Linked DNA regions of Homo sapiens: region 1 is linked to region 2. Evidence: read pairs that join two places in POLR2A ChIA-PET (ENCODE). Cell type or tissue: endothelial cell of umbilical vein. All regions are shown on one strand. Links, peaks and the distances in the headings refer to the core of each region. The heading gives the core; the rest is flanking DNA.

Region 1 (15,593 bases), core at 6,204-10,203, 210 kb after region 2:
CCGCATGCAGTAACTATTTATCCTGATGTTTTCCCTCCCTACTCCCCACAGGCCCTGGTGTGTGTTGTTCCCTTCCCTCTGTCCATGTGTTCTCATTGTTCAGCTCCCACTTATGAGTGAGAACATGCAGTGTTTGGTTTTCTGTTCCTGTGTTAGTTTGCTGCGAATGATCGCTTCCAGCTTCATGTCCCTGCAAAGGACATGGCCTCATTCCTTTTTATGGCTACATAGTATTTCATGGTATATGTACCACATTTTCTTTATCCAGTCTATCATTGTTGGGCATTTGGGTTGATTCCATGTCTTTGCTATTACAAATAGTATGGCAATAAACATATGTGCGCATGTATCTTTATAATAGAATGATTTATATTACTTTGGGTATATACCCAGTAATGGAATTGCTGGGTCAAATGATATTTCTGGTTCTAGATCCTTGAGGAATCATCACACTGTCTTCCACAATGGTTGAACTGATTTACATTCCCACCAACAGTGTAAAAGCGTTCCTATTTCTCCACAGCCTTGCCAGCATCTGTTGTTTCTTGACTTTTTAACAGTTGCCATACTGACTGGCGTGAGATGGTACCTCATTGTGGTTTTGATTTGCATTTCTCTAATGATCACTGATGTTGAGCTTTTTTTCATATGCTTGTTGGCTACATAAATGTTTTATTTTGAGAAGTCTCTGTTCATGTCCTTGGCCCACCTTTTGATGGGGTTGTTTTTTCTTGTAAATTTGTTTAAGTTCCTTGTAGATTCTGGATATTACACCTTTGTCAGATGGGTAGATTGCAAAAATTTTCTTTCATTCTGTAGGTTTCCTGTTCACTCTTGATGATAGTTTCTTTTGCTGTACAGAAGCGCTTTAGTTTAATTAGATGCCATTTGTCAATTTTTGCTTTTTTTGCAATTGCTTTTGGCAATTTCATCATAAAATCTTTGCCCATGCCTATGTCCTGAATGGTACTGCCTGGATTTTCTTCTAGGGTTTTTATGGTTTTGGGTTTTACATTTAAGTCTTTAATCCATCTTGAGTTAATTTTTGTATAAGGTATAAGGAAGGGGTCCAGTTTCAGTTTACTGAATATGGCTGGCCAGTTTTCCCAGCACCATTTATGAAATAGAGAATCCTTTCCCCATTGTTTGTCTTTGTCAGGTTTGCCAAAGATGAGATGGTTGTAGATGTGTGGTCTTATATCTGAGATCTCTACTCTGTTCTATTGGTCTATGTGTCAAAACAGACCTTTTCTACACAGCATCCTTGACAAAAAGGTCCAGCCTCCACTGCCACCGCCCCACCCCGCCCCCACAGTGACAGGAGCAAGCTCACTTCATCCCTCAGCACCATGTTCCTGAGGACTAGCTCTGAAGCTTCTGTCTTGTGTTGAGTTGAAATAGTTCTCCCTAAAGCTCTCCTTGTGGGTCCAGTATTGCCTTCTGAAGCCACACAGAAGCATCCTGTTTCCCTTCCATACAATAGCCCTTTAGGTATCTGTAGATAAGCGGGCAACTCCTGGAGACTTCCCTGCTTCAGAAGAAATACTTGCAGCGCCTTCTATCATTCCTTGCATGATATATGTGTCAGCAAGACCTGAGTTGCAAGCAGTAGAAACCCATGCTAGCTGACTCAGGTAGAAAAGACATTTCGTTAGAAGGAAATGGGAGTGGTCACAGGATTGGCAGAACAGTTGGAAATCCAGCTGGAGAAATAGACAGGAACAAGCCAGAAGCACACTGAAACCTATCCAAAAGCATCCCAGGAGGGCACACTGAGTGCCGCATGGAGCCTGCACCACCATGGGGAGGAAGCAGCCACCGCCTTCCTGAATCGTAAGTCTCAATCAACCATGCAACGGTGGGAGCAGCAGCTATTTCTCAAGAACTTATTGGGGAAAATAGGTAATAGAATTTATCTGGATACCAATTTGCCTGTTAGGTCAGCTTGACTTTCTCTAAAGCCTCAGGCATAGAGTTATCACGGACTGAGTGTTTGTACGTCTCTCAAACTCATGCGGAAGCCCAAACCTCCGGTGTGCCTGTCTTTGGAGACAGGGCTTGTGAGGAGGTGGTGATAAAGGTTAAATGAGGTTGGAAGGCTAGGGCCCTAATCTGATAGGGCTGGGGCCCTTATAAGGTGAAGAAGAGATAGCAGAGCTCTCTTTCTTCCCAGTCGGGATACAGTAAGAAGGCTGCCGGCTACAAGCCGGGAAGGAAGGCTTCACTCATTACCAAATTGACCAGCACCTTGATCTTGGATATCTCAGGCTTCAGAACTGTGAGCAATAAATTTCTGTTTTTTAAGCCACCTGCTCTGTGGTGTTTTGTTAGGTCAACCCAAGCTAACTAATATAAATGGGTTGGCTATCATTATGTGTTTCCAACCATCCAAAATTTCCACAAAGCACAGTAGCCCTTTGAGAGACATGAGACCTAGTCATGACCCAGGGTTTTCTCATTCAAGCACTGGAGTTGTACTCACAGTGGTGCTGTTGATGTAGTTTATTCTAGGGAGCATCACATGAAGCAGAGAAAGGATCATTCAAGGAACCACGGGATTTTTGTAGGATTTTAGGAACCCTCTAGGTGCTACCCCCAGTCCTGAAAGGAGCACCAGGCAGACTATGCACAGGTTGCTTGGGAAGATTTTTTTTTTTTTTTTTTTTTAGACACGGGTTTCACTCTTGTTTCCCGGGCTGGAGTGCAATGGCACGATCTCAGCTCACTGCAACCTCCGCCTCCCGGGTTCAAGCGATTCTCCTGTCTCAGCCTCCCGAGTAGCTGGGACTACAGGCATGTGCCAACATACCTGACTAATTTTTTGTTTGTTTTTTTGTTTTTGTATTTTTAGAAGAGACGGGGTTTCTCTGTGTTGGTTAGGCTGGTCTTGAACTCCTGACCTCAGGCGATCCGCCCTCTTCGGCCTCCCAAAGTGCTTGGGTTACAGGCATAAGCCACTGCGCCCAGCTGGGAAGCTTGTTAAAAATATAGATTGAAAGCTCTACCCTCTGAGAGTCTACTTTTGTCAGCCTGGGAGAGGACCCAGTGTATTTTGAACAGGTGCTCCAGGAGACAGGATTAGGCAGAATCCAGATTGGGAATCCTACTCTGGACAAGCCTCTCATCCGCAGATGGGAAAACAGGCTAAAGTTGAAGACCCTGGGTCCAAGGTCACCGACTGCCAGGTCAGACTAGACCAGCACTTGGGTCTCCTCATCTCTGGGGTATTGGTCTCTGTCTTCACCGCACTGACAAGTCCTCTGTATGGGAAAGAGTCTTTATTGGAGACTCCAGACGGTGCCTGGAGAGGGACACAGAACTCTGCCATGAGAGAGGTGGTGGGGGCAGTGGAGTTCTGACTGGGAGAAACTGTACAGTCTCCCAGTAACAGTTAACTTAGAGCTGGGCCTTACAAGAGGGTGGGCAGGATTCCTTAGAATAAGTAGGTTATTGGGAATTTAATAAGCAGATGGGGGTGGAAGAGGATTCCAGGTGGAGACAACAGCTTGAGCAGAATCCTGGCTGGTGGTGGGACTTTGTAGGCAGAGTGAGAAAAGATGGCAGCCCCATGTGGCTGCCGCAGGCCTCGTCCGGGACACTGAAGCACGGCAGGTGCACTTGGAGTTGAGGCTTGAATGGCAGGTTGGGGCTGAAATTCTGTTGTAAACCCTAAAGCCTCAACAACACCCCTGGGCACATAGAGATGCTCGATGAATACCTCATAAAGCCATTTGATAGCTCGCTCCAATTTTAAGAAGCAAAGAATGAGTTGAGATGTTTGTAAATCATCAGAGAGAGATGGCTCCTTATGACTCATGGCACCCAATTTGGAGTAAGGAGAATCTGCCTCAGAGGAAAAAAACTGTGTACCCCAAAATCCTACCAAGAAAGAGGTTCCCTCTGCTCACATTTCCACTGAGCTCTTCCAGCACCCTGGCATCTATATTTTTTGGCTCCTGGTGCCTTTTTTTTTCTTTTTTTTGAGACGGAGTCTTGCTCTGTCACCCAGGCTGGAGTGCAGTGGCATGATCTTAGCTCACTGCAACCTCCATCTCCTGGGTCCAAAAGTGATTCCCCTGCCTCAGCCTCCCGAGCTGTTGGACCACAGGCATGCACCACCATGCCTGGCTAATTTTTTTGTATTTTAGTAGAGATGGGGTTTCACCATGTTGGCCAGGCTGGTCTCGAACTCCTGACCTCGTGATCCGGCTGCCTTAGCCTCCCAAAGTGCTGGGATTATAGGTGTGAGACACCTCACCGGCCTTGCTCCTGGTGCTTTTAATGCACGCGAAGGAGAGGTCAAAAAAACACAAGGTGGAAGTGGGACTTTCCTGGGTGATTCAGAGCAGTGGTTGCAGGTTTGACTGTGCTGGGAGTCAGGTGAATAGAGCATGCTCTACCCCCTCTTATCAGCAATCAGCCATCATGATACAGGCTTTTCCTGAGGGCACAGGCAGATGCCAAGTAGGCACAGAGTCAGATAAGTGCAGTCCCAGTTCATGCCAGAGGCTGTCCCAGGCCCCACCCGCGACCTCACACCACCTCTTGCACACTGCTCTTGGGTCCCAGGAAGGAGTGTGGCCTCTTTTTAAGGTGACCGTCTCAGGCAGCTTGCACTCTTGTGCATGTAATATGAGGTGGTTGCTGTGTTAGGGTCCTGGAGGATATCAGGAAGGGAAGAGGTGCTGAGAGATGCTTAAAAACCTTTCACTCTGAAAGGTGGGATGGGCTGCTGCACAGACACATACTGAGTGGGGTGGGATTGCCTGGGGGTGCAGGAGATGCAAGGGACCGTTCTAAGGAAGCTCCCAGGTTCCAAAGGAGCAGCAGTGCTTTCCTGGCTGGGTTGCTGAGAAGGCATTAGGGCAGGGTAGCTTTTGAGTTGGAACTTGAAGATGGAGATTTGGAAGTGACCGATGGGAAGAAGCAAGGGAATGGCCTGAAGAAAGGGAGAGAGAATGAACATTCCAGGCCTAACCACCAGTCCTCGGCCCCAGTTCTTCTGCCTCCTGCAGGGACATGAGGCAGAGCCTCTCTGAGCATCCGCACTGTTCAGATCACAGTTCTAGGCGCTGACCTGTTTATAAACTGAGTAGTGGCTAGACCCTGCCTTGTAGGAGCTCAAACACTTAGGTACACCAGGATAGCTCTGATTGAAACCAGACTGGTATTTTTCTCTGAAGGGCCCTGTTCCTCACCTGGTCAGTCTTGCCTCTCATGATCCCACACCCATGAGTCCTCCCCTCATGCAATCGACTCCCCTAGCCCTGTAGAAAGCTGTGCTTTCCTTGCCTCATGGCGCTAGCTTCTGCTGTTGCCTGCATCTAGAGTGCCCTTCCTGCCATGTGTGACGGTCCACATCTGCCCATGAGGCCTGAGTCCAGTCCCGCCTTCACTATGACATGACCATGCCGATCTTCATCCCTCCCCAGCCCACCAGGCAGAAACATCTCTCCCGTCTTTGAACTTCACCACGCCGTGCATCTTCCTCTGGGTGTGCAATCGTCACCTGCGTACATGATTGATTCTGCCCCCAACACTAGACTGTGAGTACCCTTTGCGGGCAGAGCTATGTGTCCTTATCACCAGAGTCTTGCACAGCACTTAATAGATGCTCAGGAAACATCTTTGTCAGCATAGTATAGCTGGATGTAGAAATCTCTGAAAACATAGAGGCCAGAGTTCATCAGAAAGCGTTAGAAGGACTTCACAAGGTTCACTGGAAAGAAGTAAAGCTTAGAGATCTGTGGAAGGAGGCAAAGGGCCATTTGAAAGCAGAGAACAGGTGAGGGGCTGTGCATTAGGAGTGGAAGAGCCCATTGGAGGCCTGCGGACTTGGAACGAAAGGGTCTTTCACTACATATCCCATCCACCCACCTGGGAAGCCCTTCTCCCTGCCCCCAACCCAGACACATGTCCCAGTTGGATGCTGGACAGAGGCTTTGAATATGAGGCAGAAAAACTTTGGCTCAGAATAGGAAGGCCCTGCTGGCTCCTGGAAAGGTTTCTAGCAGGATAAAAACTATTTTTAAAAGGTAGCCTGGATCATGTCACTCTTTCACTTAAAGTGCTTCAGAAGTTTCTCATTTCTCTTAGCAGGCAGAAAGAACTCAAAGCTCAGATGGTCAGGGTCCTGTTGGTTCATCAAGCTCAGCCTGCCTGGAGGCAGCCACTGTGTTGTTCCCTCTCTTCGTCCTCCCTCTGCACTCTCTCTTGCCACGGGACATTTGCACAAGCAGTTCCCTCTAACTGGAACACTAAGAAATATGGAAGTAAAAGGGGTTGGGAGAAAAGACAGGAGTCACAGGTGACTGTGTGGGATGAGGAGAGTCGTGAAAACTTTTTTTTTTTTTTTTTGAGATGGAGTCTCGCTTTGTCACCCAGGCTGGAGTGCCAGTGGTGCCAATCTCGGCTCACCGCAACTTCCACCTCCCAGGTTCAAGCAGTTCTCCTGCCTCAGCCTCCTGAGTAGCTGGGATTACAGTTGCCTGCCACCACGCCTGGCTAATATTTGTATTCTTAGTAGAGAAGAGGTTTCACCATGTTGGCCAGGCTGGTCTCAAACTCCTGACCTCAGGTGATCCACCTGCCTCAGCCTCCCAAAGTGCTGGGATTACAGGCATGAGCCACTGCACCCGGCCGAAAACATTAAGAGTAGGTGGATGTTACTTTGGACACCAAATGAAGAAGTGTGCCGAGCTGAAAGAGAAAAGGAGAAGAAAATGGACATGACATTTACGGGGTTCCTCTTGCAGAGAGAGAACCGTGTAGAAGGTAAGCTCTCACTACTGAGTTCAAGTCCCAGACATAATACTTGCTGGCTGTGTGGCCTTGGGAAGGCCCATGAGCACTCTCAGTGAAAGTGAAACTGGGAAGTTTCTGCTTTGGAGAGATTTTCTCACAAATGAGATGAGTTATCATATACCAAGCCCTTAGAGCACGGCCTGGCTCACAGGAAGCCAACAGTAAGTGTGGGTCATTATCAGCGCTGTTGTTAACTGGGGGTAATAACAGGGGCCAGGGGCCAAGAGGCTTTATCTAGCCCTATTTCAGAGGCAAAGAAATGAGGGTGAAAAAGTTCAGGGGCCTGCCTGCAGTCACACAGCAGAGCCAGATATGAACATCGACGTTTTGGCTTTCAAGGTCCACACCCGCCGTATCCTACTGCACGGTGCTGGAAGGCACATGGAAGACTATTGCAGCCCAATCTTCTCATGACAAAGACAGGAAAATGGAGCCCTCTAAGAGAAAGTGACTGATCCACCCTTATGCTCTTAAATGGTAAGCGTCCAGGGATCATCCAAGTTAAGATGGCCCACACGCAGCTGGCAAGGCAGGACCCGAGGCTGAATGAGACGTACAATTGGCTCCACGGTACTGGCAGAACCCACAGCTAGTTTTCAATGCTGAGAACTGTCCATCCTGGCAGAGGCTCACTGCCCTCTGTGCCCTCCCTGGTTGCCTGGGCAGATGGTGAGCTCTGGTTGCCAAGGAGCCCGCGTTGGCAGTTCTGAAATGGGGTGCGTCAGCAGCCTCGCTCCAGCGGCTTCCCACATCCTTGAGTAACCACCACACAAAGGTGCTGGGCATGAGACCAAGGGTGCGGCGGAGATCGAATTAGTAATACACACTCGGTGACCCTCCCCAGCCAGGTTTCACTGCGTGCTTATGACCAACATTCATCCCTTCCTTAGCATCTGTGGTGTCTTTAAGGGCCAAGTAAAAAGGTAAAACTGCAGGGAGTCAGGAGGGGGAAACTGGCCTGGGGTACAGAGTCCCTCACAATGAAAATATATGTAACTGGCTACTTGTAGGTCATGATGCATTAAGTGATCCTGTCAAAAGTTGAAAGTGGGCTACAGTGGGACAGGCAATGCCCAGAGGGAGGCAGAAAGGTGTAAATAATCCGAGGTGAATGTGGGTCTTGTTGGCATGGTAGATTTATGCCCTGCCTTCATAATGTACCCTTTCATCTTGGGAGCCTGGATTCCAAAAATCTAGTCTAGACAGGAATTGATGGTGCTACCTCTCAGCTTACATCGTTCAAGGTTTCTCAACACCAAAGACTCCTGAATATTGATGGGAACAACCCACTTAGCCAGGGGATATTGCTCAGAACTCAGGAGGCCAAAGGCATCATTCTTCCAGGCACGGAGGCCCTGCTCAGAAACAGCCCTACAGAGGCAGAGTCACTCATTCTGGGGGATGACGCTGCCTTTTGTCTTCATCTCCCCAAGTGGGAGACAAGTCCCATCACGCCTGCCACCTGGCAGTCAGCCTTGCGCCTTCTCTTTCGTCCTTTTCATGTGTGCTCCGTGCCGGTTTCAGCAGCTTTCATCAGAGACTGAAACTACCACCACTCCCATCACCTCCCAGGGCCATGGGCAGGCCCTGGCTGACAGATCCAGGCCTAGGAGCCTGGGCAACGATAAATAGGTGGTTGGGAGGACCTCTCCGAGCCCCCTTCTCTGCCCAGGCAGGCTTTCTCCTTGGGTGGCCAGAGCCAGGGCCCAGGATCCCCTGCTGCAAGAACTGAGAGGCTGAGGGGCTTCACTCCTGAGGAAGGTCCTCTCTTCCTAATCCCCGTGCTTTGGGCCCAGCAAATTCAGCCTGGGAACTGGGGGCTGCTGTGGAAGAGAGATGGAGCTAGGGAGCATTTATAGTGCAGCACCTGAGGCTGAGCAGTGACAGAGCTGCGGGCCTGAGAATTACAAAACAGACTTAAACAGATGAAATATTGCCCAGGCATGGTGGCTCTTGCCTGTAATCCTAGCACTTTGGGAGGCCGAGGCAGGCGGATCACTTGAGGTCAGGAGTTTGAGACCAGCCTGGCCAACATGGTGAAACCCCATCTCTACTAAATATTAGCTGGGTGTGGTGGTGGGCACCTGTAATCCCAGCTACTTGGGAGGCTGAGGCAGGAGAATTGCTTGAACCCGGGTGGCAGAGGTTGCAGTGATCTGAGATCGTGCCACTGCACTCCAGCCTGGGTGACAGAGCCAGACTCTGTCTAAAAAAAAAAAAACAAAACAAAACAACAACAACAACAAAAACCCATGAAATATTAACTGATGCAGGGAAAACAGACAAAAACTATACATGCTCAAAACAAAACGAAAAAGGGCACAGGGCTCAGAAACCAGTTTGTCGTCTTTGTGAACAGCTGGGAACTCTGACTCATGCACTGTCCCCTGTTCTCTATGCCACAGGAATGAGGCAGCAAGAGGCCAGATTCTGCCGGAGACAGAGCAGAGAGCCAAACCATCGCCACTTATTGGTGCATGAACCTGGGCAAGGCAGGGGTATCCCTGAGCCTCAGCTTCCTTGTTTGCAAAATGGTGACATGCCTACTTCCAGAGCTGTTGTTAAGGTTAAATGATGACGCAGTTTACCATATGCCAGGCACATAGTAGGCACTAAATAGTTGCAATTATTAGCCCTGAGCAAACATTGCTCAGCCATTCCCTTGTAAAGCCTATTCTCAAACCAACTTTCCATGTGGACGTTCAATCATCTTTCTGGATGACCTCGCCTTACCCATTGCCTCAGATTCTGTGTGTGTGTGTGTATAGAAGAAACAAAGAAAAAAAGTGCTTTTCACATAGTGAGGACATTTCCCCATCCTATGAGTCTGTGTATGTGTGTGCATATGTATATGTATGTACACACACACACACACACACACACACACACACACACACACTGCCCCGTGGAATAGGCAGGACGGGGTTGCATTTCCCCTCTTTTAAAGGTGAGGATGCTGAGCCTCAGAAAGATCAAGTGACCTGAACAAAGTCACACAGCCAATGTGTTTCTCCAAAAGAAATGACCAGGAGTCAGTGTTTCTTTATACAAGGGTGTCCAATCTTTTGGCTTCTCGGCCACACTGGAAGAAGAAGAATTGTCTTGGGCCACACATAAAGTACACTAGCACTAATGATAGCTGATGAGCTAAAAAAATAAAAATAAAAATCACACACAAAAAACAGTGTTTTAAGAAAGTTTACAAATTTGTATTGGGCTACATTCAAAGCCGTCCTGGGCCATGGGTTGGACAAGCTTGCTCCACCATAAACACGTGATGAACAGACATTGAAATCGTACCTTTAGGGCTGTTTTAGGAACACAAGAGGCATCATCTGGCTATCTTGAGAAAGCAGATTTCAATTTTCTATTCATTAAAGAAATGTGCTTCCATCTACCTTGAAATCATTTTGATGATTTCCAGATTCAAGTCCCTGAATAAATTCCAGGGAAAGTCACGTCACGGGACAGAATGGCCGTCACCTTGAAAAAAAATTATTTTCTCCTGGAGGCACTACTGAGGCTCAGCGATCCCACGTCTGCCACTCCCTCCTACTGCATGTGGTATCCCTGAGTCTCCGCTCAGGGAAAACAGACAAAACTACACATGCTCAAAACAGAACAAAAATGGGAACAGGGCTCAGAAACCAGTTTGTCTGGTTCCAGTCATTTCCACCGCAATGACAGATCCAGTGACCTTGGCAGCCCTCATCCATTCACCACATCTTCCCATTACCACCTAACGTGCCCCTCCCAATAGCTCCGTGTGGTAGAGGCTGCACACAGGCTCAGGATTCCCACTTCACAGGTGATAATGTCAAGGTGCAGTGACATGCAGCTTCTTGTCCCAGGTCAGGTGTCTCATGATTGTTGAGCCACTGTCTTCTGACTCAGCCAGTGATCTTTCCTTTGGACCACAACCCCTCTGAAAAGCACTGTGCTGAGAAACATGGGTTTACTTTACCTATTGCTATTTTGTACGTTTGAAACGATCTTTCCAAAACAGATTTAATAATTGAAAGTTTTGCTCTCTGTTCCTTGGAGAAAAGGGACATGCTTTGAGGAAGGAATTGGAACCCGAACAGTCATGTTTTATAGGCATTCATGTTTATTTCTCTGATATTATGGCTTCCTCTGGAAAAATCCAACCAACACATCCGTTTCAAGTCTTGAGAAACTCCCAAATGTTGACCATGTGTCTGATTCCTGTGTGGTCAAAAGAGTGATGTTTCTTAATGTCCACAACTTATTTCCATGTTAAAATAATTCCACGCTCAGCTAAATCCCACTTACACACAAGTGTGCACCTGTTAAAATAGGTCATTTTTCACTGCTAATCTTCCAGATTCCATGAGTATGTGTGGGAACCCCAGACAAATGCAACTTGAATGTCACAAAAGGCATTTTTCTTTGCTGAGTGACCCTGGTTGGCCCAGACACCCTGGGTGCCTTGCTCCCACAGATTTGTAAAACTAAGGAAGATCCCTTTCTGCTGAGAGAATGGATTGGAATTAAATCTTAGCATAGAAGGCCTTGGGTGAAACTGTATGGAATTTTGTCTTACAACTGGGTTATTTTTTAATTAGATTTTTGTCGATCTTTTTTCAACTCTGAAGTATGTCAGTATGGAAACTCAGTAACTTTTCTCAATGCTCCCCATAAAGCTAAAAATTAAAAAGAAGAGAAGAGAAATAAAAAGGGAAAAAATTAAAATTTCAGAGCAAGAAGCTCTAGCCTCTGAGATTTTGTTACTGTTGCAAAAGTAATAGGTCATCTTTGCCACAACCTCAATGCTAAAAAGTAGATGCACAAAAAAGCAATTTTTATCCCAAAGTCTTCTTGGCGATGAGATTTTTTTTCCTGCTTCAGATTTGGCATGCTTCCAGAAACCCAAGGGCCCTAAATCAATATCAAGTGACCGCTTCCAACTCGTAAGAGCCTCTAGGGCTCATTGCAAATGTGGGCTCTGGGTTCCAGAGAGACAGGCTTAAAGAAATTGATGGCAAAAATGGGAAGCTCTGTGGCTGACCTCAGTTGCAGGATCCGTGCTGGGACAGCCTGTCCTCCGCTCCATGATTTGTGAGGGCCTGCCTGGTATTGCTAATCTTCCTGACAGTTTAGTTTGAAGAGAAAAGGGGCCAGTGGCACTGTAGGCAACATCAGACAAGCCACAGATCTCCTGGGAGATCTAAGCTCTCCAGGAGGCAGATAACAACATTTTGCCTTTCCACGGGGTTGTTAATATACATATGAATCCCAAATACAAGAATGGGCTCTTCAAACTGGTTTATTTAAACACTTTTTCTGAGACACACGTTTCAAGAAGGGGATAAAGAGGGTGTGATGTGGATCCTGTGCTGTCTTCAAAGAAGGGAAGGTGGACTGCTATGTTTCTAGTGTAGAATCTGGCACAGAAACCACCCATAGCAGGTGCGCCACGGACCTGCTTTAGCTGGAAGGATCCTTTCTACATTCCTTCCACCACCTAGTGAGTGGCCACGTTGATGATGAGACCTGGGCCTTTAAAAATCCTCTTTCAGGTCTCCAGCCAACCCTCTCCATTCAACTCAGTTTCACAAACCTTTTCTTAGCAGCCACCCATTCCCAAGGACTGTAGTGGGTGCCGCAGGGGAGACAGAGGTGAAGGAGACACAGTCCTTTCTGCTGATTCTGCGGCTGAGTCAGCTGATAGCCTACGTCTATTTGCCAAGAATATGATCAACTGAGTGAAAACAACAAAATAAAAAACGCTGAGTTGGGGAGATGACTCGACTCGGGAGGATAATGAGAATGTCCAAGCTGTGAGTCCCCTGGAGGCCAAGGCAAGTTTGCAGCTGGCATGGTAACAGCAGGGTGGTTGCTGAGGGAAACTGAAACCATGTCACATGGAAAAGATTTGTAGGAGTGGAGGGCCTTTGGCCTGGAGAAGAAAAGCCTTGGAGAACAGAAAGGCTGGTTTCACATACCTGAGAGACTGCCATGGGGAAGACCCATACTTTGTTCTCTGGGGCCCCAGAGGGGGCCCACCATAGAACAGGACTATGGTGGGGATACGTAGGGGGACCGATTGCAGCTCGAAATTGCGAAGTCCTGTCCTTGTCAGAGCTGTCCCAGGTGGAGTGGGATGTACCAGGAGGTGGTGAGTTCCTGTCATTGCAGGGATTTCAGTCGGGGTGGAGAGCCCACTAAACAAAGACGCTGTGGAGAAGAACCAAGCATGGAGGAGGGTGGAGGGCCTGATCTTCTAAGCTTCACTCTCTGCCTGGGAGTCTTCGATTCCTCCCTCCTCTTACTATAACTTAATGAGCTGCTAACGCCAACACCTGGCTTCTTATTCAAACATGCTTAAATGTGAACGGGGAAGACTGGCATCAGAGGTGGGCAGATTAACAACAAACTCCCTCAGGGGTCTCCAAAATGAGAGAGAAGGGACAAAGGCAGAATCGTTCTGCGTGCCTGCAAGTTGGATTTGGAGTCTCCACACTGTGCCTCTGGCCGTTGAACAGAAGAGGGGTCTCTTTGCTGTGTCTTTAGCAAGGTGACAAGCAAGAGAGCTGGGTAGCACAGCCTGGGGCTCACAGGCAGCAGATCACCTTCAGCTCCCCAGGCCCCTCTGTCATGGACTCAGGCCACTGCTGGGACTCAGTCACCAGGACAGGGAGAGCCCAGAGGGCACTGCTCCACAGGGTGGGCACAGCAAACAGCCCTTCCCCACACTCCCACTCTTCCCGGCAGAGAGGGTGCCTGCGGTGTGACTCGAGGGAACTCGGCCTATTCATCTCACCCGCTTCTGCCTATCTCTCCACACACACTTTTGTCATTGTTAAAACCATGAGCAGCTTTTTCCTGATATCACAGTCTAGGAAATCGATGCCTCGTTCAGTGAGCCAGCACTTGCTGTGCTCTTGCCACAGGTTGGGACTGTGTGGATGGATGCCCCATTGCTTAGGGAGCACAGAGGAGGGACCTAGCTCGGGCTGGGGCTTTACAGAAGGCTTCCGAGAAGGGATGTCATTGGCCTGACTCTTAAGAGGAAGGAAAAGAAGAGCACCAAGTACAAATGATTAGCACTACTCATCAGCAAATCAGGAGACTGGGCGTGTAGGGAGATGAGGCTGAGGAAGTCACTCTGAACACACACGAGGGGCCTGATTGTCACCTGAAATGCCTGATGTTTTCCTGTTGGTTATGGGAAACAGAGGGATGACATAGATTGATTTATAGAGATTTTTCTGCCTGCATCAAAGGCATCATAAACAAGAGGGTAGGACTAGTGGCAAAGAAACGAGTCAGAATTGTTTAGTCGAGACATGAGAAGACCCTGAGCTAGCTCAGTGGTAGCAGGGTGGAAAGGAAGGGACCAAAAGGAGAAATATTTTGGATTTAAAAATTAACAAGACTGTCCAACAAATAGAAGATACAGAGACAAATGATTCAATAAGGCAAGGGTCAAAAGACTTGAACAGGCACTTCACAAAAGAAGATAATGCCCAATTAAGCACATGAAAGAGTGTTCAACATTAAATATCAGGGAAATGCGAGTTAAAACTACAGTAAGACAGCAGTTCATACCCCTTAGAATGGCTAAAATCAAAACAAATGATCATACCAAGTGCTGGTGGGAATGTGAGGAACCTGGAACTCTCATGCACTGCTGGTGGGAGAGGCCAATGGCAGAAACTCTTTGAAGGACTCTGAGAGTGTCTTATAAGTGTACATCTACCCTATAAGCAAGCAATTCCACTGCTAGGTATTTGCCCAAGAAAACTATGTTTATACAGACTTGTATAAGAAAAATATGTTCCCAATAAAATTGTAAAGAATGTTTATGGCAGTCTTATTCAAATATTGAAGAACTGGCAGCAACCCAGATGTCCACCAGGAAGTACATGGATAAACAACCTATGGTATGTCCATATAATGGAATATCACTAAGCAATAGAAAGGAACAAACTATTTATATATTCAGTGTAACATGGATGACTGGCAAAACCATTATGGGAAGTGAAGGAAACCAGACCCAGAATAGTACACACTGTATGATTCCATTTACATGAAATCCAAATGTAGACAAACGAATATATAATGTTAGACACCAGTTTGTGGGTTTATGTAAGTGTTTTGGGGTGTTAGGTGGGGGGTTGTTGACCAGTTAGAGGCATGAGGGAACTTCCTCAAAGAATAGAAATGTCTTATATTTTATTTTGAGGATTATGACATGAATGTGTATGATTGTCAAAATTAATCATACTAAACATTAAAACCTGAGCATTTTTTTCTATGTAAACTTTATTTTAAAACAAAAATAAAATAAAAACCAGGTCTGGGTCTGGCATGGTGGCTCACACCTGTAATCCCAGCACTTTGGGAAGCGGAGGTGGGCAGATCACAAAGTCAGGAGTTTGAGACCAGCCTGGCCAACATGGTGAAAACCCGCCTCTACTGAAAATACAGAAATTAGCTGGACACGGTGGCAGTGCATGCCTGTAATCCCAGCTACTCAGGATACTGAGGCACGAGAATCGCTTGAACCTAGGAGGCGGAGGTTGCAGTGAGCCGAGATCGCGCCACTGCACTCCAGCCTGGCGACAGAGTGAGACTCCGTCTCAAAAAAAACAAAACAAAACAAAACCCAGGTCTGGTGATTGATATATATTTGACCCTCACATTTCTAGCTTGAATGTTTGTGTGGATGGTGGTGACACTAAGACAGATGAAGGATGTGAGAGGAAGAGAAGGTAAAGGAGGAGAAAGATGAGTCAAATGTTGTATCAATGGAGTATGTGGTG
Region 2 (15,593 bases), core at 7,259-11,258:
TTTACTCTGCATGCAGCCCTTCCAGCCACTCAATGTAAAAATGGATGATAAAACTTTTAAGAAAAGTGTGCAGTATGTTGCGAGATGTGAACAGAACACCATATAAGATGTCAGGGGGCCTGGATTCTAGACTTGGTTTGTTACTTCCATTTTTTGTGCCTAGGTTTTTCTCACTGTAAGAAGAGGACAATAGCCTATGATCTACAGTGCCCATTCCAACTCAGAGAATCTTTACATCTGGAGATCTATAGCAGGGCTATCCCTAGTGACATGCGTGAAGAAGCTTGGAAATGGTGCTGGGTAGGAGCTGAGTGTGCAGAATGTGGAAAGGCATTCTAAACCAAAGGAAGAACACGAGTAAAGATGATGAAGCAGGGATAAGGCTAAAATGAAATTTGTGATCTGATCCACATACAAGCACAGTGTAGTACAGCTGGAATATAGAGAAGAGCTTGAAGACTTATGAGCAACTATCCCGGTACTCTTGGAGGCTCTGCAACCACAGTTTGAGAAACTCCGCGTTCAAAGTTAAAAACTGTCACCTGAATAGTTAATAACATCAAAGATTGTGAAAGCAAGTATAAATAACACAGAGATTAAAATAATGAGGCAGGATCAGAAAGTGAGTGTTATATTTATCTATTTTTTCCTGTATCACTGAAACAAAAACATAACATTTCAAAATTATTGTGTAGAACTCCTCTCCTCTTCCAGAACAATGCTCAGAGCTTTGCAGACTCTGGTTTGCAAAAACATCATGAAAGGGGATAGTGGTAGATGAGATGAGAAATGTTGATCAGGAGGAGATCACGGAAAGCCTTGAACACCAGGCTTCAGGGCTAGTCACTTATTCTGCAGGCTGTAGAGTTGTAGGGAGTGAGTGATACTTTATGAGCAAAAGGCTTAGTATGCTGAGGTCTGTGTTTCAGGTTTCTTTGGTTACAGTGTGAGGGATGGACTACAGGGGTAGAACAGAGGTCTTGTCAGGAGGCTGGCTCAATAGCCCTGGTGGCAAGGAATGAAGGATGAAAGTCTGAGGACCCTGACACAAGGCGAGTGATAGAGGAAGGCTGAGGATGAAAAATGAATGAGACCTGTTTGTTGACTGCCATGGAGGTCAGGATGAAGCCCATATTACTAGGTTTCTAGGCCACGTGATGGGGTGAGTGGTGATTGTAGAATCACCCCAGAGGCAGAGCAGCAATTCAAAACAGGATTTGAGACAGAGAGAGAGCGACAAATCTGGGCTTTTATTTGATTCATTCTATTTTTTCCATGTTTGAAAGTAAAAAGGATAAATGCATCTATTCCTTGGAGTTTTGTAAGGACTGATGAATTAGCATATATGAAAGCATTATTATTTATATAAGTTTGCAAGTTTGGAGGGAAATAATTAGTTTAATTAGGACCGTATCAAACATTTCAAACTCATTCTGAGTAAAGAGCTTATTAGCCAAGGGGCTCTCTGTAGGGTCAGATTACTTCCAGCCACTGGATTGGGCCATAGTTCAAGGCCAGAAGCTTGTTTCCACAAGCATCAGGACCTTTCTCTCTCTTCTTTTCATTACCAACCCCCTACCCCCACTGCCATCCTTTTCTAGATCTCTTACGTAGTAAATGCAAAAAAAAAAAAAAAAAAGTGCACAAACATTATGTGAAAAGCATATTCAATTGAACCAATGAGTTTATTCAGTTGACTCTTCTGAGGACATACCTGTGCCAGGCCGTGGTACCTAGATGTGTGAGAGACTGTGGCATTCTCCTCTTCTCCATGCTTGGACAGTACCATCAGCATTGAGGCTCACAGAGTTGCCTTGCCTTGGGAGATGCAGGCTTTGGTGAGAGTGCCCCATGGAGCCTGACCTTAGTTGCAGGCCTTCAATGTGATGAGCAAGACCAGGCACTCTTTCTCAGGCTCCTGATCCCCATGTGGTCTGCATATTGCTCAAATCAGCCAAACTCTCCCACATTGGCCTCCTCCCTTTTTCTCAGCTCCAGGAGACCAGCGTCCCCAAGCAAGGGAAACACTTTGCTCAGCTGCTTTCATCATGACAGCCAGTGCTGAGTGCAGAGCTGTCAGGAAGCCAGGCCACGCTGGCAGCTGGCAGTACAGGCCAGAGAGCAGGGTGGTGCTGCAGCAGGTGCCTGGGTGTCCCTGTGAGCTCAGTGGGACAACAAATCTTCTGTAGAATCCAGTGTGGACTTGGTTTGGCTTTCCAACAATTTTAACCCAACCAGATCCCTCCCTTTAGAATTCCTTCCCTTGGACAAAGCAACTGCAACTATAATTTCAGATTCAGAGGAAGCCTGCAAGCTCTGGCTTCCCTTCTTTGCTTCCTTTTTTTTTTTTTTTTTTTTTTGCGATGGAGTTTCACTCTTGTTGCCAAGGCATTGGAGTTCAGTGGTGTAATCTCGGTTCACTTCAACCTCTGCCTCCTGGGTTCAAGTGATTCTCCTGCCTCAGCCTCCAGAGTAGCTGGGATTACAGGTGTCTGCCACTATGCCTGGCTAATTTTTTGTATTTTTAGTAGAGAGGGGGTTTTGCCATTTTGGCCAGGCTAGTCTTGAACTCCTGACCTCAGGTGATCCACCTACCTCAGCCTCCCAAGTGCTGGGATGACAGGTGTGAGCCACCATCCCCGGCCCCTTCCTTACTTCTAACCCAATCTGGATGTTGTACTTTTACATACTTCTACCATTGAGGGTTTGGATCTAAGTCTCTTCCCCTTGAATCTGGTTGGGCTTGTGACTGCTTTGACAAGCAGTACAGCAGAAGTGACTCTATGTGATTTCAAAGCTAGGTCATAAAAAACCATGTGGCTTCCAGCTTGTTCACTGTGTACTTGTTTTTGGAGCACTGACCTGCTGTGTAAGAAGTCCAACTGCCCTGAGGCCACCAGGCTGGAGAGACCATGTATGGATAGGTTCTCTGATCAACAGTTTCTATCAAGCCCAGCCTTCTAGCCATCAAGCCCAGCCTTCTAGCCATGTCCACCAATGTGCCTGACATGTGAGTGAAGCCATCACAGACCCTTCAGACCAGCCCACCTGCCAGCTGAATACTTGTGAGTAACCTTGGTTGATACTATGTGGAACAGAATCTCTCAGCCAAGCCCTGCCTGAATTCCTGACCCACACATTCAGGAGATACAACGGAATGGCCAGGTTCTAATCCACTGAGTTTTGGGGTGGTTTATTATGCAGCAATAGATAACTAGAACACTGGACATAAATGGAAGAAGCTTTGCGGTCAGCTTTTAATAAGTTTAGGCTGATTTCATGTGATTTACCCCATCCATCTGCTCCTGCTCGTGATAATTCCATCTTGTTCAAAACTTGGATCAAGTTATCTCTTCACTGAGCCAAAACTTTACCTGGGTTTACCAACAGCTCCCTGAGCCTTGGCAACACTTTCAAGTTTCCCAACTATGGTTTGGTTGTCAGTAAAATTTCACATCCAGCCACATACTCACACTTAGCCCAACACAATAGCTGCATGCTACCTTAATCCAAATGATTTGCAAAAATTGCCAAAAGTTGGGACTGTGCTTGTAAAAGCTGTTCTCTATGGATCTGGATAAACAATTTACAGATAACACTTTCTCAGCAACTCCACATACCAGAAAGGGTAGCTTCCTATTTCTTGCCTTGCGCTTCAGGCCTACGTGGAGTATAAGATTTCTACTTGGGGCCGGGCACGGTGGCTCACGCCTCTAATCCCAGCACTTTGGGAGGCTGAGGCAGGCAGATCACCTGAGGTCAGGAGTTTGAGTCCAGCCTGACCAACATGGAGAAATCCCATCTCTACTAAAAATGCAAAATTAGCCGGGCATGGTGGTGCAGGCCTGTAATCCCAGTTACTCAGGAGGCTGAGGCAGGAGAAAATTCCCAGTTTCCTGAGTGGGGTGGAGGTGGGAGTCAGGGTGAGCACTGTCCCTGGGATCCAGCAACATGCTTGTGTGTGCAATTCTCTCAGTATGCTACAAGGACAGGTGTGGTGGTACAGAGGGATGTGGGGTCAAGCCTGAGAACAATCACATGCTTGCTATGTGACCTCAGACCACATAGTCTGAGTCTTAGTTTTCTCATTAGTCAAATGGGTACAATATTAATCCATTCACAGGAAATAGGGGGATGTCTTAGTTTGAGTTTTGTCAGAAGCAGCCTCTGAGACAAGGATGTGCAAGTTTACTGGGGAGAAGGTAAACCAGGGAGAGCCCGGGAGAGGTGTGGGCAGTGATAAGGGGAGGGGAGAAAACCGGTAAAGGGGCCATGGTCAGCCAGTCAACACAATGCGCAGCTGCAGCTTCATCCCAAGGGGGAAGCTGTTACACGAGTGTAAAACACACACCTCAAAAAACGATCCTCCCGGGGGTGGGGGGCTGGGGTGTGTACACACCAACTCCTCTCAGTCCCTAAAGGCTGCTCCGCAGAGGATGTGAATTTCCCAGCGAGTGTTAATTTTGTAGCTCATCTGGAAAGCACTAGCACTGGAGAAAGCCCTCGGGCCCAGAGAAGCCAATCTTCCTGTTGGAAGTTCTCTGGAGCACACTGAGAGGCTAAGGCTGGAGGGTCAGCGCGCTCATCACATCTGTTCTAGAAGACTGAGTGAAGTCGGTGTAAAAGGCTGGGCTACAGGGGGCTTCTCCTCTTCCCTGTGTGGACCCCTTCCGCCAACAGTGCCGTGCCTTTGCCTGTCCTTTCTGAATCCCAAGGTCATTTGACACCCGATGTGTCCTGTTTTACACACCTGGAGACCTGGAGAGCTCTTCCCCCAGACACATGTAAATGGTCCAGGGTCAGCTCCGCCCACTTTTTACACTTTGTTGCATCCTCCATCTCCCACAGCATCCAGCTTAGCAAGAGACACATGGTAGATAGAAGCTCAGTGGTCAATGCTAGGCAGATCGCATGGGTCAGAGAAGTTTGGTTTGTAGTGGAAGTGGCTTTGTATAGATGTGGCGGCAGAGTGACATGCGTACAAGTGAGTTGCTATATATAAAGTGCTGTACTAATGTGAGGGACATTACTGATGGACTGTTCCTTGCTTGTTTTGGGCATCCCAGATCATGAGGATAGAATCAGCAATAGTGCTTGAGGATAAAATGACTCTCGAAGGGAAGAAGAAAGAAGAACAGATTCGGTCTAAAACAGTTTTCCAGTCTCCCTTTTCCTTTCCCCAGTTATTGGGAAACAAATGACTCCCCTCTTATCCTCTGCTTGGTTTGTGTGGTACGTGATATTTAGATACTGGCATTGGCCTTGCCGTGTGTAGGTTATGGGGCAATGAACAATAGCTAACCTCGTTTACTGCAGGCACTCTCTAGTGACTTATATGTATTAATTCTCATCATAACGCTGTAAAGTAGATGCTATCGTTTCCATTTTACACATGAGGAAACTGAGGTACAGAGAGACATTAGGCAACTTACCTAAGGCCACACAGCTGTTAAGCAGCAAAGCCAGAATTTAACCAGATTGTCTGCTCCATTGGACATAATGAATGCAAATAACACTCACTTTTTTCTAGTTTAAGTATAGAATATAGTGTCTGGGTCTCCAATTATATTTTCATTTCCAGCACCATTGTTCAGTAAAGCAAATTTTTGATATATGGCCATTTGGACATTGGTGCTAATAAATCTGATATTTCTGTGTACATTCTCTTACATTGCTAAGATGTCCATTGCAATCAGAAGCTCACCGAATGTGCTTAGCTGAGTGGAGAATGATTTCTCGGTGTTGTATTTGCTCTGAAGAGTCTGAATTCTTGGGGAGGCAGAAGCTGGAAGTGAGTGAGTCAGAGCTCAGATGGGAAGTCAGAGGCCTGCAGCTGGGGACTCCCTGAGAGGATGAGATAGTCTGATCACCTAGTGAGGTGACCAATGTTCTAATTGCCTGGGATGGAGGGGTTTCCTGGGAGGCAGGACTTTCATGCTAAAACCAGGGCAATCCTGGGGAAATCAAGAGGTTGGTCACCGTAACTGTATGCCAAAGTATTAAATAAGAATGTTGTTTTAAACTAGAAAACAAGAAGGAAGATCTCCCATAGATTTTCAAGGTGCTGAGAAAACAGCTTCTAGACATATCTCGAAAGCCAAGTTTCTGAGATGTAATCAGAAAGCTGTAGTGGAAGGAAATTTGAACCAGAAGACTGCAGTCCTGTCTATGAACGTTAAACCTGTGTGGCTTAGGAAACGAGTCTAACCTCGTCTGAGCCTCAGTTTGTTCACCTAAAAGATGGAGATGAGAGCTCATTTGTCTCATTCTCAGGGGTTATGGTGGCCATCCAGACATAAAGAAATTAGAACGTTCATTCATCTGCAGATGCTCACACATTCCTACAGGATGACTGAAACCCACAGCAAACAATCCTCATGAAATACAGCTCAGCTCATCCTGAAGAATAAGTGGGAGGTCAGCCTCACGGGAAATTCGATATCTCCACATGCAGCTGTCATGCCACATGGAAACAGTCATGCATAGGGTCCTGTCACCTGGTAGACTGACCCCAGGTCCACTGACCCCTGACAATCATCAACCGCTTCTGAGGGCTCCATGATTGAGATTTGTCCCCAGGAACTCAGGGGAAACTATATATTGATTAAAATGAACTATCAAAATCATTTAGAGAACTCATATTCCTGGAATCTGTGATGGCCTGTGTGTCCCCTCTCTCTGCCTCCCTTTATTGTTGCTACTGTGACCTGGACTCTGATGTCCCCTGAGGTCCACCACCCTCCCTCAGAACACAGTCTCCCTATTTATTACTTTAGTATCATGTACCAGCTCCATTTTCTTGTGCCAACTTCTGCTGTGGTCTGGACTCAAATCTAAATGGGCTGCCTAGGGGGCTGGACCCAGCCTCTTCCATCTGCCTTTGCCAGAATCAGAGCTGTGGACCTTGGGGCCTTGGAGGCTGGGATCGTATATGACTTGGGCTCCAGTGGATACTCTGTACACAAATCTTCTCTTTGGAGTGTTCAGGGATTGGCTGCTAAAGGGCATAAAGAGAGAAGGTTTCTGCGACTTCTGCAGCACAATATGGGGCTTCTAAGTTTGTGGCTCTCACTTTAGTGAGCAAAACAGTCCCCGAAAAAGCTTGTTAAAATGCAGTGTCCTTTGTCCTATGTCCCAGGGTTTCTGATTCAGTCCAGTGCAAGAATCTGGATTTTTAAAGAAACCACTGAGTTGCTTCAGATACACATTTCTGAGAGTCATATTTTCTGAACTTTTAGATAACGAGAATGTGATTTTAAAAAGGAATTCAGTGGCTGGGCGTGGTGGCTCCCGCCTGTAATCCCAGCACTTTGGGAGGCTGAGGCAGGCTGACTACTTGAGGTCAGGAGTTCGAGACCAGCCTAGCCAATGTGGCAAAAGGCTGTCTGTACTAAAATACAAAAATTAGCTGGGCATCATGGTGCATTTCTATAATCTCAGCTGCTTGGGAGGCTGAGGCAGGAGAATCACCTGACCCCAGGAGGCGGAGGTTGCAGTGAGCAGAGATGGCGCCACCGCACTCCAGCCTGGGCAGCACGGTGAAACTCTGTCTCCAAAAAAAAAAAAAAAAAAAAAGTAATTTAGTCTTTGGTGCTTTGCTTCAGGGTATTATTGATGGCTGAGGTGGTCATCGTTTAGAACTGAAACAAGTTCTGGGTGTGTTTTATTTTCTGATTGTTTGGATGTTGGTGAAATGGAAAACCGACTCAAGGTCTTGGACACTTTTGCAAATAGTATCTCTTCTGTCTTTCTGACATTCAGGAAAGAGGGAGGCAGATATTCTTACAGTATACTCATTTTATAGATGGGGTACTTGGCCACCTTCTTTGGCTTAAATAAAACAAGCACCTGCATGTTATTTTACTATTTCAAAGCATTTGTCCGTGCGTTCTGTTACGTGGCCCTCCCAGGAAACTGCCGCAGTTGGTATTGCTGCCTCTGTTTCACAGACAAGGAAGCCTTGGCTCTGAGTAATTCTCGGACCTGCTGGAGGTTAGAGTGAGCAAGAGCTGACGCTGAACCGGCTGTGGTGGCCCCTGATATCAAAGCCTTCAATACTTCTACTGCCTATCTTTTTTTTTTTTTTTTTTTTTGAGGCAGAGTTTCACTCTTGTTGCCCAGGCAACGGCATGATCTTGACTCACCGCAACCTCCGTCTCCCAGGTTCAAACGATTCTCCTGCCTCAGCCTCCCAAGTAGCTGGGATTAAAGGCATGCGCCACCACGCCTAGCTAATCTTTTGTATTTAGTAGAGACAGGGTTCCACCGTGTTGGTCAGGCTGGTCTCGAACTCCTGACCTCAGGTGATCCAGCTGCCTCGTTCTCCCAAAGTGCTTGGATTACAGGGGTGAGCCACTGTGCTTGGCCCCAACTGCCTCCCTAGAGAAGACGGCAGTGCAACTGAAAGTGGAACTAAGAGGCCCAATTGCTGGGAGACAAATGGTGTTTCCAGGGCCACAGACACCTCGGCTCCCACGATTGAAGATCCAGCCACTACATTGGCTCCCCGTCTCCTTGTCCAGTAAGGGAAGAAAAAACAAAAAGGCCAGTGGGTCCTTTAGGGCTTCCTGGATAAAACAAGGACAATCAGCTACTTAATTTAAATGGAGGAAAAAGAAAACAGGAGATGAAAGTGACAAGTAGACTTGGGTGTCTACAGACATGCCCCTCTTGGCTGCTTCTCCACATCCAGGCACAGGCTTTTCTGTGTCTGATGCCTTTGTCTCACACCTTCGGGGGCACCCAGGGAGATGAGGTGGTGAGCTCAGACAGTGGCTGGAATTTATGGGACCAATGGAGCCCCTCTTCCCACCCTCGTGGTAGGAAGGGGAAGCATGATGAATTTCCTCCTGGGTAAACATCTTCGCAGGAAGCATTCATCAAATGTCAACAGGGCCGGCAGAGGAGTCTGGGATCAGCCAGGCGGGGATCGGCTTCCCCCTCCTCTCGCAGGCTGTGGGTTTTCTCCTGCGCATTCACACCTTCTTCTGTCTTGGGTCCCATCTTCTCTCAAGCAGCTGAGGGGAGGGACAGGAGGACATATCCTAAAACAACCCAAATTGTTTTTTGTTTTTGTTTTTGAATTATTGATTCATTTTATTTTTAAAAGTTATAGTATTATGTATGACAATCAAAACAGAAAACAACCTAAACATCTAACAATGGGGAAAGTTAAGTAAATTATAATATATGGTAGGACTCTTATGCAGCCATTAAAATATCTGTATTCAAAGTTGTTAGAACATGACAAATACTTGTGTTATTAAGTGAAAATGGCAAGACAGAAAACTTCATCCACATGGTGAGATCAAGTAGATATTTTAAAATACACAGAAACAGGCCCAGGAAAGAGGGGTTAAAAAATTATTAGTAGGGCGACCAGGTGCGGTGGCTCATGACTGTAATTTCAGCACTTTGGCTGGCCAAGGCGGGCAGATCACCTGAGGCCAGGAGTTCGAGACCATCCTGGCCAACATCGTGAAACCCCATCTCTACAAAAGTATAAAATTAGCCAGGTGGGCGCCTGTAATCCCAGCTACTTGGGAGACTGAGGCAAAAAAATTGCTTGAACCCGGGAGGCGGAGGTTATAGTGAGTCGAGATCATGCCACTGCACTCCAGCCTGGGTGGTAGAGCAAGACTCTGTCTCAAAAAAAAAAAAAAAAAAAAAAAAAAAAAAATATATATATATATATATATATATATATATATATATATATATACACACATACATACATGGGTTCTCTTTCTGTGTAGGATAGAATTATGGATAAGTTTTTCTCTTTATCTTTTATAATTTCTATACTGCCTATATTTGTACAGTAGACATTGTATCTTTCATAAGTTCATTCTCAGAGGGAGGGAGGGATCTTTTACTTTTGTTTCAAGATCCACATCTCTGAAGAATTAATTAAAACAACTTGTTCAGATAGTTACTGCTCTGGGTGAAGAAAAAGCCACTGGTGGCCCAACCAGAAAGGAGAAGTAGTTGGCAGATCCTGGAGGGTTTCCAGTGATGTGTAGGGGTCATTTTGGATCTCTGCTTCTGCATCCCACCAAGGTTTGAATTGTCCCATTAGCTGCCCACTTGGGCTCAGTCCTCCCGCCCTGGGAGCAGGCCCCAGGCCCCGGCTTCAAGGCTCAATAACAGGTCATCTTGCAGGCCTCCATTTCCAAAGCCAAGTTCACTGGCGTAACTGCCACTACACCCCACCCTTTTTTAATAAGCAGGGTTTCTATCAAGCTGGGCACCTGTAACACAGTTGATTGCCCAGATTCTTGCAGGAGAAAGCTGATAAGGAAATGTCTGGAAGAGCCACAAGCTCGCAAAGCCGCTGTTCCTCCTGCACTGGGCACTGCTGGTTGTAGATGCTGTGGCCATCCGCTCTTCTCTCAGGGGACCCGTCACTCATACTTCACTCTCCAGGCTGAGGAAGCCTGAACAAGCAGGACCACTGATTCCAGGGTCTCTTGTGGATTTTCAGACTCCAGCCCCTACAATGCAGAGGAAAGAAGCCCTCCCTCACCATGCCTGCTATTTCCTTACACCTCCAAGAACCAGTCATCCTCTCATTCATGAGACGCAATATGAAGTTGTCCTTAAGCCAGAAGGATTTGAATTTCAACTCTGCCCCAGCACTTAGCAAATGGTCACAGAAGAAGTACTTAATCATGGTTAGTGAAGACAGTTACTTTATTATTATTTCTATGCTTGTCTTTGGAGGAGAGTGGACTTTGGAAGGATGCAGGAAGCTGTCAAGCCTCTGGCCCTTCCATGCCTTGTCCTTTTCACCGGCTGAGGGCTGCTGTCTCCCCAGACTTCTCTGTGGGTCCAAAGCCCACTCACTCAGTTGCTCTGTATTTCAATCTTGCCACCAAAAGGCACTGAGTATCCTTTGTGCTGGCACATAGGATAAGTGGAAGATGGAAAGAGGAATAAGAAAGGCAGCAGCTGGCGGGGTGCGGTGGCTCACGCCTCTAATCCCAGCACTTCGGGAGGCCGAGGCGGGCGGATCACCTGAGGTCAGGAGTTCGTGACCAGCCCGACCAATATGACGAAACCCCTTCTCTACTAAAAATACAAAAAATCAGCCAGGAGTGGTGGTGGGCACCTGTAATCCCAGCTACTCGGGAGATGGAGGCAAGATAATTGCTTGAACCCAGGAGGCGGAGGTTGCAGTGAGCTGAGAACGAGCCACTGCACTCCAGCCTGGGCGACAAGAGTGAAACTCTGTCTCAAAAAAAAAAAAAAAAAAAAAAAGAAAGACAGCAGCCTGTGGCAGCTCATGGGGAGGGAAGGAGGGAATGCAGAAGCAACTGCAGCCAGATGGAACATAGAGTAGAGCAGAAAGCAGCATTCTTCAGGGGAAGGACAGGTCATTTCCAGCTGGGGGCTTGAAGAATGGCTCTGGAAAGGCTTCCTGGAGGAGGCGGTATTTGGGCTGTGCTTTGAAGAAAGGGAAGGACTTCGGTGGGTCGGTAGAGGTGGGAAGGACCTGCCTCAGCTGTGAGCTTATTGCCAAGGCAAAGGATACCACTTGAGCCCAGGAACAGAAGATTCTTGGCCTCCAGGCCATCAGTTAATTGTGCAGACATTTCAAGCTTCCATTGCATTGTCAATAATAGTCATGGGCCATTTTTTGCATACATGATGTTATTTGAATTTCGCAAAAATCGAATGAGTCAGACAGAACACGAATTATTATGCTCATTTTCCAGATGAGCAAATTGTGGCCCAGGGAGGTGAAGGGGTTTGACTTTGTCCACGAAGGTGGCCAGTGGGAGGGAGGGCACTGCACTCAGATCTCTGGGCTCCAAGTCCAAAACACATCATATGGCATAAGATTGATCCTCTTCTGTCTACTCCACCCACAGGCTGTTAAAGGTGGTCTTTGGAACCAGAGGAACTTCAAGCTGGTGCCTTGGCTTCAATTGATGTTCCATTCACAATTGCCAGGACTCTGCAATAGCATATGCAGAGATCCCCTGCTCCCATCTGACGGCTTCTAATCTATCATTTCTAATCACATCTTCTATACAGAGTAACCTTTTATTTTTTAGACAGTCTTGCTCTATCGCCCAGGCTGGAGTGCAGTGGTGTGATCTCGGCTCACTGCAACCTCCGCCTCCTGGATTCAAGTGATTTCCCTGCCTCAGCCTCCTGAATAGTTGGGATTATAGGTGGCTGCCACCACACCCGGCTATTTTGTATTTTTAGTAGAGAAGGGGTTTCACCATATTGGCCAGGCTGGTCTCGAACTCATGACCTCAAGAGATCCACCTGCCTTGGCCTCCCAAAGTGCTGGGATTACAGTTGTGAGCCACTGCGCCCGGCCCACAGCAACCTTTCTAAAGCGTAGATCTGTTGCTCTTGCTTAAAAACCTTCAGTAGCTTCCCTGCCTCTTTTGGGTAGCGTTCCTTACCCAAACCTCTTTATCTGTTCTTCTAGGCCCTCCAGGATCCTTCCTGCCCTTTTGGCCCCCTTGCTTGCCTGTCTTCCCTGTGCTTCCTGTGTGTGGGACACTGAGTATCTTGCAGTTCTCAAAGTGTTCCAGGATGTCTCGTCATAGCTTTGTGCACGCATGGATTCTAGAGCCAGACTACCTGGGTTTAAAATTCATACCCACCACTTAAGTAGCTGTGAGACTGAGAATAAGATCCTTAGCCTCACTGTGTCTCAGCTTTCTTATCTGTAAAATGGGGATAATACTAGGACCCAATTTGTGATGTTGTTGAACAGACTCATTGACTTTATATAACAGATCTAAACTTGGTACATAGTAGGTGCTTAATAAATATTGTTGTGGCTGTTCCCTCTGCAAGACCAACTCTCCCTGATCTGGTGAACTTAGGCAGGTTCTCTCAGGCTCCCTTCTCTGTTTGCAGCCTCCAGGAAGCCCACCCTAACTGCCTGAGGCAGTTACCTCCCTCTCTCTGTCCTGCCTTCACAGAGGCCTGCATGCCTCCCAGGCAGAGAACTTGTCATTTGTGAGAGCTGCGCCCTATCTGAGACCCTGTGATGCGTGCCATGCCTAGCCCGGCCCTGACACATGGTAGATCCTAATATGAAGCTGTGGAGGGAGTGAATGGCCTGCAGCACTGCACGGAGGACCTCTTTGTGGCACGGCCACCAACGCGTGTTGGGTGACTGACCACAGAGACTCCTTTACTCCTTCGTTTCCCAGAAATAAAATGGACAACTGGCCTCCTAGTCTGATGGGGTGTCCCAGACAAGGCAAGACCCTGGAAAGTGGGGCACGGTTTAGCAATGAGTCTTAGCCCAGATTATTAGCCTATTGGCCAGAGCAGGTTCACCCCAGGACCCCTCACTTCAGGCTCTTTCCCAGGCCCAGGACCTCAAGTTGCATTTGCCATGTCATGTTCTTTTTCTTAAAGACAGCCCTCCCAACTGTGCAAACTTCAGGCCCCCTTCAATCCTGATATGCCCCTGGAGTGAATGCCCCCATTCCCTGCCCTCATCAGCTTCCTCATGCTGTTGGTTTCCCAGCCCTTTTCTCTCTTTGCCTTTTGTATCTGCCCCTGGGACTCTGAGTCGGGGAGGAGGACCAGGAGAGGTAGCCCCGGTGCACTCTGTCCTCTCCTGGCTTGCCCACACTCCTGGGATGCCTGAAGAACAGCTGTGAGGAGCTGCCTGGTGTTGCCAAATCTCATGCAGATCACCTCCTGTCACCCACATCCCTGTTCCTCCCACAGGGTCTCTCTGGTCCTTAAATCCTCCCTCTTGGTTTTGGCTCTGAATAAGGCCCCATCTCTCCCCATACACTCTCTACCCCCTCTGTCTCTGTTTGGTCCAGCCTCCTTGAATGAAATTCGTTGGACTTTGGGCTTTCAAGTCTCCTCCTTCCAGGAAGTGGCCTCAGCTTCCATAAACTCTGACTATAGGCAACAGCTCCTGCCAGCCTGCAAGGCAGGCCTGTGGCTCAGAAGGCCAGGCCTGTCCCTTGATCAGGTCACTTGTGTGGGAGGAGGGCAGTGGGGTGGGGTAGGGCGGTGTTAGACACATTCAAACCATTTCCTTAAGGAGGAAATGTAATTTTCATAAATCTGCTATTTGAGGGCTACCTATGTACACCCTTCGGGGTGCAATTCTCAACCCTGGCTGCACTTGTGGAGGTTTATAATATACAGATGCCTTGGTCCTATCCCAGAAATGCTGTTTTAATTGGTGTGGGGTGCAGCCCAGGTAGCAGGCATTTTTGAAGCTCGCCAGGCGATTCTAACGTGCAGCCAAGATTGGGAACTACTGCTTCAGGGAGCACATCCTGTAACTGAAGGCAGATGGAGGGCTTGGAGCAAAGCGGGTTCCAGTGTGAGTGCATGGCAATGCTTGATTCCTTTGCCTCCCTGACTGGACCTGAAGAGACAGAGCTCTGCTGGACTCCAGTGCCTGTCCACTAGAGGGGACGCAGCCCCAAAGCACCTCACGATGGGTCACCACCCTGGCTCAGCTCTCCCCCGCCTGCCACCCAACACCCCTGGGAGGTGAGTTTTAGGGCAGAAACAGCAACTGTTAGGGAGCAGGGCCGTCTTCATTCTGGCACACTCTAGGCCCAAGTCAGAGGTCTTCTTGCCAGGCACCTGAGAACAGGGTTCGGGTTCATGTTCCAGCCAAGCCCCTGGCACTGCTCCCACACCTGCCCCTCCTCTTGCCCGTTCGGCTCAGTGAATTGCACCCCCTTGGCTGTTCTGCTTCCAGAAGTCACTCCCCCTGGACTCTGCCCTACTTCCCTCCAAATCCAGTCAGTCACCATGTCCTGTGCACGCGTCCACTGAACTTGCTGTAAACCCGCCTTCCTCCCCAGTCCCACTGCCCGGGCCCTCTTCGGGCCTCCTTTCTTCTTCTGTAATGCAGTGGCCGCGCCTGCATGCGCTTCTGGGCTGCTCTGCTCTGTGATTTTCTCTCTATGCCAGATCAGTGTTCCTGTCCTACTGAAGTTCCTCCCTACTCTCTCTCTCTCTCTGTGTGTGTATATGTTTCTCCAAGTGATTCAAATCTGAAACTTCCTGGGATTTCCCTTTGCCTAGCACAGTGGTTCTTAAAGTGTCTTGGGAAGGCCGGAAGTATCACGATTACTTGGGAACTTGTTAGAAATGCAAATTCCCAGGTCCCACGCAGACCCACTGAATATGGGACTCTGAGGGTGGGCCCGGCAGCCTGCGTTCAAGCCCTCTAGGTGAGTCTGATGTGTGCGAGAGTTTGGAAGTCACTGGGCTGGACAGTTCATGCCACACTCCCATGTGAATTGAAAGCTTCCCACACGCTGGTCCCAATTTGCCTGTTCTGTCCAATTCCTAACTGTCCCATCTCCCATATCCCTTCCTGGGGGACGCTGCTCACACGGTTCCCTCTCCTGAAAAGCTGTTTGCCACTTCCAAGTATTGAAAGCTTCAAGATCCAGCTCAAGCATCATTTGTTTTGATGGATCCCAAGATTCCTCCTACAAGAACAATTTTCCTTCCTCCAGCCTCCACAGTATTATTTTTTTTTTTTTGCCTCTCCCTCTCTCAGTCTTTCTGTCTCTCTGAAGGGGTTTAGCCTTTAATAAGCAGGGCTTCATTCAACTGTGACTACA

Evidence for each region. Peaks named below come from ENCODE experiments on the same cell type or tissue, not always from the same donor. Only the 100,000 strongest peaks of a DNase experiment are listed, where the experiment ranks them.
Region 1: POLR2A ChIA-PET joins it to region 2 with 6 read pairs; 4 of 35 experiments call an interaction of 5 or more read pairs at or near these places.

The regions. Positions count from the first base shown.
Region 1 is chr3:193,823,592-193,839,184 of GRCh38, reverse strand. LOC105374284 (a long non-coding RNA gene) reads left to right here and starts at 1,714. Exons shown (of 4, transcript XR_924841.3): 1 at 1,714-1,833; 2 at 5,433-5,546; 3 at 6,100-6,774; 4 at 7,144-9,986. RefSeq lists enhancers at 4,196-4,255, 6,809-6,968, 6,989-7,088. In endothelial cell of umbilical vein, for the core only: no CTCF peak of the experiment used is centred there; no DNase peak of the experiment used is centred there.
Region 2 is chr3:194,033,942-194,049,534 of GRCh38, reverse strand. All of the region lies in intron 1 of LINC02028 (long intergenic non-protein coding RNA 2028), which reads left to right. Among named protein-coding and RNA genes, the nearest start is that of LINC02028, 29 kb to the left of the region's middle. In endothelial cell of umbilical vein, for the core only: no CTCF peak of the experiment used is centred there; a DNase peak (open chromatin) is centred at 8,814; H3K27ac peaks cover 1,559 bases.